3 separate regions of the Mus musculus genome follow, and all the other regions are linked to region 2. The links are chromatin loops, found by intact Hi-C in ENCODE. Cell type or tissue: heart. All regions are shown on one strand.

Evidence for each region. Hi-C counts contacts between places; a loop is a spot of excess contacts. Peaks named below come from ENCODE experiments on the same cell type or tissue, not always from the same donor. Only the 100,000 strongest peaks of a DNase experiment are listed, where the experiment ranks them.
Region 1: it touches region 2 in a loop (2.3-fold over the local background); 2 of 42 quality-filtered maps call a loop at or near these places.
Region 3: a loop joins it to region 2, with 4 times the contacts of the local background. A loop is called at or near these places in 24 of 42 quality-filtered maps.

What each region holds. Positions count from the first base shown.
Region 1 is chr1:131,554,153-131,556,652 of GRCm38, forward strand. No RefSeq gene overlaps it. Among named protein-coding and RNA genes, the nearest start is that of Fam72a, 28 kb to the left of the region's middle. In heart, a CTCF peak has its summit at 1,164 (motif pointing left); a DNase peak (open chromatin) is centred at 1,109; H3K4me3 peaks cover 631 bases; H3K27ac peaks cover 831 bases.
Region 2 is chr1:131,180,530-131,183,029 of GRCm38, forward strand. Rassf5 (Ras association (RalGDS/AF-6) domain family member 5) reads right to left here. Exons shown (of 6, transcript NM_018750.4): 3 at 1,615-1,725; 4 at 625-922; 5 at 24-139. It also overlaps a transcript of Eif2d not described here. Among named protein-coding and RNA genes, the nearest start is that of Eif2d, 29 kb to the left of the region's middle. In heart, a CTCF peak has its summit at 1,297 (motif pointing right); a DNase peak (open chromatin) is centred at 1,332; H3K27ac peaks cover 357 bases.
Region 3 is chr1:131,245,176-131,247,675 of GRCm38, forward strand. It overlaps Rassf5 (Ras association (RalGDS/AF-6) domain family member 5), which reads right to left and starts at 3. Exons shown (of 6, transcript NM_018750.4): 1 at 1-3. Gm28913 (a long non-coding RNA gene) reads left to right here. Exons shown (of 3, transcript XR_878525.3): 1 at 1-191. In heart, CTCF peaks have their summits at 885 (motif pointing left) and 1,447 (motif pointing left); DNase peaks (open chromatin) are centred at 116, 868 and 1,491; H3K4me3 peaks cover 1,894 bases; H3K27ac peaks cover 1,498 bases.

The DNA.
Region 1 (2,500 bases), 370 kb after region 2:
AAACTGAATCATTACAATAGTAATTACAAGTTGAAAATGGTTTTTACTATAACATCGTTGATCCTCCGATCTGAGACCTTTGGCAATGGTGGGGACTGGGATCCCATTGTGCAATGGTTGCACAGGCTGCACTGCAGGGATGCTCTAGTGACTCTGTCTTGTTCTCCTTGTAGTCGAAGGGAGGGATATTCCCTCCTACTCAGACCCTTCCCAGCACAACACCACTATTAACTTCTGTTCTCAGAGACTTCCCAATGTTGTGTAATAAGCAAAGTTGTTCATTGAAAATATCTGGTGTGGGAATAGAAGGCAGTGGAGACATTTGTCGTTGTATCAAAAGCAAAACATGACACAGCTAAGCTTTGAGATAAAATGTCATCTTACCAGGAAAACAAAATGACACGAATTCCATGTTCACTATGGACTGACATTTTTATAGCCTTCGTTAGATTATCCTGACTTAATTTTTGTAGGTATAGAAAAGAAACTGAGGGACCATAGCAAGTAAGAGAGAGAAGCCAGGCCTATGATCTATCTTTATAAGAAAACGTACATTCTATAAATTTCACCCATTTCAAATGTAGAACTCAATGATTCTTAGCATACTTAGAGAATTTTACAACCCCTAACATAGTCAAATTTCAGGATCTTTCCATCCTGTCAAGAAAGTAGGTCTTCATTAGAAGCTCTGCCACAGTTACCACCTCCCCATGCCCTGGACAACCACTAATCTCTTTCTGTCTCTAGATTTGCCTCTTCTGAACTTTTCTTCCAGTGGCACCATGCATTTTGTAGTCTCCTGCGACAACCTCCTTTGACTTAGCATTCTGTTGTTTCTCTTTATTGTCTGCAGTCTCCTAAAAATCAGTCCTTCCTCCAGCTCCGCTTGCCCAGAGCCCCTTTCCTGCTGAGCCAGCTTCATCCTGTGACCTGAGCAAAGCTGGGGAGGGGCCACTCAGAGCCTGGGACCATTGCTTTCTCCTGGAAGGACAAGGCTCTGCAGATGGCAGACAGTGAATGACATCAGGCTCTGCAGTGACTGGAGCTCGTGGCACCAGCTCTTCATTGTTCTATTTTTATTCTCGTGTTAAGATTTTTCAGAGGGAAGGCTTTACTCAAAAACTGCTTCTCTCTCTAGCTGCTCCTACAACCCCAGGCTGGACTCTGCTGCCACCTGCTGTCCTTTAGCCAGACACTGAACAGGAATAGAGAAGGCTTTGTTCCCGGTGATACAGTTACGTATTGAGTTCTATTCTTGTGCGTGCGTGCGTGCGTGCGTGCGTGCGTGCGTGCGTCTGTCTGTCTGTCTGTCTGTCTGCCTGCCTGCCTGCCTCTGTCTGTCTGTGTGTCTCTCTATATATACATAACATATATATGTATACATATGCCTCTGTTTCTCTATATATACATATATATATTTATATATACATATATAATATATGTCTGTGTGTAAGTCTGTCTCTCCCTGTGTCTGTGTTTATCTCTGTGTGTCTGTGTATGTGTCTGTGTGTAGGTCTGTCTGTCTCTATTTGTCTCTTTCTGTCTCTGTCTGTGTGTCTGTCTCTGTGTGTGTCTCTGTATGTGTTTGTGTGTAGGTCTGTCTCTGTCTCTCTCTGTATCTCTGTCTGTCTCTCTGTGTGTCTGTCTCTCTGTATGTCTGTGTATGTGTTTGTGTGTAGGTCTGTCTCTCTTTGTCTCTCTCTGTGTCTCTGTCTCTCTCACACACACACACAAAGTTTCAATACATGTATATAGTGATATCTTTCTATGAAAAATTAGTTGTGGTGGTTTGAATAGCTATGGCCCCATAGACTCATGTGTTTGAGTGCTTGACCTGTCTTTGGGTTTCCATTTCTGTGAAGACACCATGACCATGGCAACTCTTATAAAGGACAACATTTAATTGGTACTGACTTATGGGTTCTGATATTCAGTCCATAATCGTCATAGCAGGAAGCACAGCAGCATCCAGGCAGACATGATGCTGGAGTAACTGAGAGTTCTATATCTTCATCCATAGGAAGCCAGGAGCAGACTGTCTTCTAAGCAGCTAGGATGAGAATCTCAAAACCCACCCCAACAAGGACGCTCTTACTCCAGCAAAGCAATATCTCCAAATAGTGCCACTCCCTGGGTCAAACATATTCAAACCACTACAAGCCATTAGAAAATGTGGCCTTGGAGGAATTGTGTCACTGTGGAGGCAGGCTTTGAAGTCTCCTATGCTCAAGCTGTACCCAGCATGGTACAGTCTCCTTCTGCTGCCTGTGGATTCTAAGGGGTCTCATAGATGTGGAAGGTGGTAGTGTAGCAGTAGATCTACCTAATCTAGGCGCACAGAATGTATTCATATTAATTGAGTCGTGTTTTCATTGCCAGGGCATATTAGGGATGGAGAGAATTACTGCAACAATTACTACAAGATATAGCACTCTCAGCTGCTCCAGCACCAAGTCGGCCTGCACACTGACATGTTTCCCTCCGCATCTCTCCTCTGAGT
Region 2 (2,500 bases):
TTTTGTAAAGGGCCCAGACATACCTCCACCTCTCCAGTTTCATTCTCCTTTAGCACAAAGCTGAGAACATCGGTGTCAGGCCCAGCGAGCAGACGAAGGTAGAGAGGATAGTCAGCAATGGAGAGTTTCTGGAAGAGCACTGCAAGCAGAATGAAGGGCTGGGTGCTCATCTCAAATGAGGACAGGGTGGGGTCGGGCTCAGAAATGCACAGGTTGGCCAGATGACTGGAAATAGTCATGGTGGTTCTAATGGGCGTGGACCTGACACGGCAGTGGTGGCTCTGAGCCTTCCATCCATTCCTGCCATTTGAGAGGCACTACCTTCATTCCCATATGGCAAAGTTTAGCCATATTTCCATTTACAACATCTTCCAGAGGAAGAGGAGCAGTGGGCGGACTCCTTCCCATTATAGAGATTAGGAGCCCAGAGCCCAGGGTGTGTCTTTCCTGTGTGTGCATGGAGCTGGGCACAGTAGGCATGAGCTGCCTGGTCCTGCCCAGAGCCTGTGCTTGGCCCTTCCATGAATCCTGCTGCCTGGAAGCCTACACTTCCCACCCAGGACTGATAGTGAGGTTTAGTGACTGTGGGCATTAGCAGACTAGGGAGAGGTCAGAAACTCATACCTTGTCCATCTTTGTGTATCCGCTTAAAAAGTGCAAACTTCTGTGGGTTGTCCACAACCATGAACTTCTTGAGCAGCCCCTGGATGACCTCACTAACCGTGGTGGTGCTGCTGATATGTAGCTGCTTGATGGCATCGAGTGGCAGGTAGAAGGAAGTCCGCTTGTCTGTGGTGGCTGCAGGGTTCACTTCCTTAATGGCATCATAGATGGACTGGGGCCGGATCCCAGCGGGCACCGTCACTGGCCGTCGGAGCTTCAAATGCACTTTGATGAAACCTGTGTAGGTGCCATCTTCACTCTGCAAGTGGGAGGCACTGCTGATTCTGTCTGCCCAGTTCACTCTGGGTTGTAAACTACAGAAGACCTGACAGGTTACTCCATCCAGCCTGCCTGAGTCCCTTCCCAAGTCTCCTGTCTAGAAGTGCAGGAGGAAGTTCACTCTCCTCATGGGCCAGGAAGTTTTTAACTAGGCCACTCCAACCCTTTACCAGATAGGTGCCAATGGCCTTTGTTGGGTCTCATTCTAAAGGCAGAGCCTGCAGCCTCCTCTCTACCTCTGAGGGCATCAAAGCCCTCAGAGACCCAGCCCAACTCCAGCCTGACTGATAGCTGCATTTTCTGAGGCTCTTGAGTGACTTGGAAGCCCCAGGGAGCCAGTTGCTGCCAGTCACCAGCAGGGGGCAGGGCTCGCCTGATGTCACCACTTAAAGACAACTGTACATGTCAAGATCTCTTAAGCACGGGCTTGGGCGTGGAGATCTCTATTTCATACTGAAGTAAGGAGAGGTTAAAGTTTGCCAAAGTAGCCAGAGAGTGAATGGAACAGAGGTTGTATCTGGAGTCTATTCTAGAGCCCATTCCATTTCTCTGGATCCCTGAGGTCACAGAAAGCTGGGCCTGGACAAAGGAGAGTGAGCTGTAAGGGAGTCGTAGTTCCTGTGGAGGCAGGGCTGAAAAGATGTTGGGTAGGGATGGACAGGCTCTGCTTACCAGCTTCATGCCCAGGCAGTGCTTCTCCCTGCTGTTATAGCTGTCAATCTTCTGCTTGATCTCCTGTATCGTGGGCGGGTGCTGTGTCTCCTCCACTGCCTTACAGACATTCTGGAACAGACAGGTGGCAATGTGTACAGTGGCTTTCAGGATACAGAGGGCAGTAAGCATACCTCCCAAATGCCCCTCTGGCTAAGAAAGAAGTGCCAGCATGAGCAGTAAGAGGCCAGCCACTCAAATCTCTCTCAGCCTCAAGCTTCCTCACCTATGACATGGAAATAATACCTAGCCCAGACTGGCTGAGAGACCAGTGTCTGTATGCCCCATACCTAGGCACTGGCCATCAACTCGGTGAGTGGGACGTGGCCTGTCCGTGTCCAAGAAGCGATAAGCTACAAAGGTGTGAGTGAGTACATGCTAAAAAACGATAGCCAGGGACCAAGGGCACATCCCGCCTGCCAGTCAGCTCATGTCACTGGCAATAAGCTTTGCTCATAACATGTGATGATTTGTCAAGTGAATGAACTGTTAGGGACAGTTCATTCAGGCACCTCCTCTATACACTAAGGATTCAGCTATCTCCACATCTCACAGACCCAAACTTCCTGATTCCTGATTCTCCAGGTGAGAACACTGGGACTCTGCATTTACCAGCTCAATACCCCCATCCCCATGTGCAGAACAAGCCAGAAATCCCACACCTGTCCTGCTGTGGTCTCCCCGCATCACATGATTCGATCTGACAGAGTTCCCTGCTTTATCTGTGACCCGCCAGGAAAATGGAAGAAGGAACTTAAGGTCAGTATCCCTTGCAGTATGGTACCGGTGGATTCTGAGATCTCCACAGGTCTTTTTCACAGGTCCGTTCTCTGGACTTCCCTCATGT
Region 3 (2,500 bases), 65 kb after region 2:
AAGGGGCGGCTCCGGTCGAGCGCGCTTTTAAAGGGCCCGCAGCCCGCGGGCGGGGCGGGGCGGGGCGGAGCCCACCGAGAGGCCGGAAGGGCAACACGCGTGACTGCGGGTCGGAGCCGCGTGGATTTAGGAGTGACTCGGCGACTAGGCGGTGGTGAAGGTCCGAGCACCCGAGAGGCTTCGCGAGCTCGGTAGGCGCCGGCTCCTGCGCCTGTCTTCAGCTCTGCCCCGTCCCCTCTGGGCGTCTCCCAGGGCGCCCTAACACCGGCGGGGCGGGGAGCAGGTGGGAAGGCAGGGCTTTGGCAACCTGGTGTGGCCCCGGGACAGGAGCTAGCCCGCCGCTGTCAGTAAGGCGGCCCGCGGATTCTCCGAGCTGCCCGTGGGAAGCTGGCTACATCAGCTCTCTCCCTTCTCACCTCTGCTACATAGACTGCCCCTCCCCGAAGACTGGGATTAGAGTGACTGGTGATCCTTGGTGATCCGGTGATCATGAGAGACCTCTCTGTGCCCCATGGGTGGACAGGAACTTTCCTCCCGAATTACGCCCCTCCCCCCTTAGTTGCTGGAGTAATCACTGCGGAAATGAATGCCAATCCCTTACACACCTCCTTTGGTATGGAAGGTCCACCTGAGCAGGGGCGCAGGGTGGAGAAGTCCGCATCCTACCAGCACCAAGGGGTGCGCCATAGGTTCCTGTCTGGCTTAAGGTTATGTCGCCACCATCTTGAAAATCCTAATTCTTAACCCGGCCTATTCTTTTTGCACTGGGTCTTGAAAATTATGTAATGGTAATAACTAGTGGGCCTGTCCACAGTGCCGTCTCAAGGGATAGAGAACAGGTGGGACTGTGGATTTTCGAACCTGTGCCCGGTCGGTCGGTCGTAGGCTAGCAAGGGTCCTGGGCCCTCTACAGGCTGGTTTTGTAGCTGCAGGCGCCTTTGCTCTTTCCAGTTCTGCGGTTCTGACTTAGGCCTAGCTCACATTCCCGCCTCCCCCTGCCCCCCTTAAATTACAGGTTTGATTGATTTAGTGGCAGCCACCAGCAAGCAACTATGGGAATAGAGTCACTGCACCAAATTCAAAAATTCTGTATTTTGGGTCTCAACAAACCACTGGTAGAAATATTGGGGGAGGGGCATGTCTATAGTGAACATGTACACACTCTTTCTCCTTACTTATTAAATAATACTGGATAGCAATGATTCATATACACTTTCACAGTACCGGTGTTTAATATAGGCGGGGTTAAAATGCATAGGTTCTCTCTGCACACAAGCTACCTTATAAAAGGGATGAGAACCCTCAGGTTAGAGTATTGGGAGCAATAATGTATGTATAGAATGTGTGGGGATTCTGAAACCAGACCTGGAATTGTCTATAAATTCGCCTACATTTTAATCTCCAGGGTTCTTTCCCGGCTAGTGATGGGTCTCCCCCTAGTGTCTGGCTGGGGAATCCTCACTTTCACTTTTCCTCTCGAAGGTAAATTTAGGCAATGGCTAAAAGTCCAGTGACCAGGGAATCCCCAGCCTTCCCTGCTCCACAGCCTCTCTCCCCACCCCCACCCCCGCACCCCTCCCCCAAGTGGTGGTAATCAGAATCCTGCTCCTTTCAAGTGGGTGGCAGAGGAAAAGTTCCTGGTCTCTGGGCCTCGTTTTATTCACTGGTTTCTGGGGAGTGGAAAGAAGGACTCCAAACTGATAAAGTTATGATAAGGCGGTGGGCACAGAGGCCACCACTCTGCCCCTCCACCCTTCCTCTTGCTCTCTTTACATCCGTGCTCCAAGCTTTGGAGGCCAGCCAACCCTAGAGGGCTTTTAAAATCACAGCTTGCTGGCAAGTTCCTGTGTCAGTAAGTCTGGGCTAGGATGCTAGACTTGTATTTCTAGCATGTTCCCATAGTAGCATTTGTGCTGATGGTCCACTGTGAGAACTATTGCTCTAGAGCCATAGCAGAGTGGAGGGAAAGGACCTGCCTGTTCCAGAGCTGGGTTCCTTGTAACTGAGAGAGCCCAGCAGGAACTCTTCCTTGGCACTTTCTCCCAAAGTGTGATGGGGGAAGTGCAGCCTGGCTTTATACTCTTTTCCTCCTCCTCTCTAGGGTATCTGCAAGCAGCTCTCTGGCTTCTTGCAGAAACCTGTATTGCATGTAAAAGTTTGCTTTGTTTCTACCCTGTGTCTATTCATCTTCACAAGGTTGGAAACTTGTACCTCTCAGGGGTGCCATCTTTTGGGTACGACCGGGGACAGAGACCAGCTTGAGTGTGGGGTGATGGTTTGGTGTGTAAGTAACAGGATTCTGGTAACACACAGCCCTGGGAGGCCAGTTCTGAGACACTATTTATGAATAATAGCCAACAGCCATCATCTCTGTCCTTCCCTCGCCCAAGCATTCCAAGGGTCTGTCGTTTGTGGCTGACTTCGATTCCCTGGCTGAGAAGGCTCCTGTGAGGACACCAGTGTCAACTGTCATAGACTGAGGCTGGCTGGGACAGTTAGG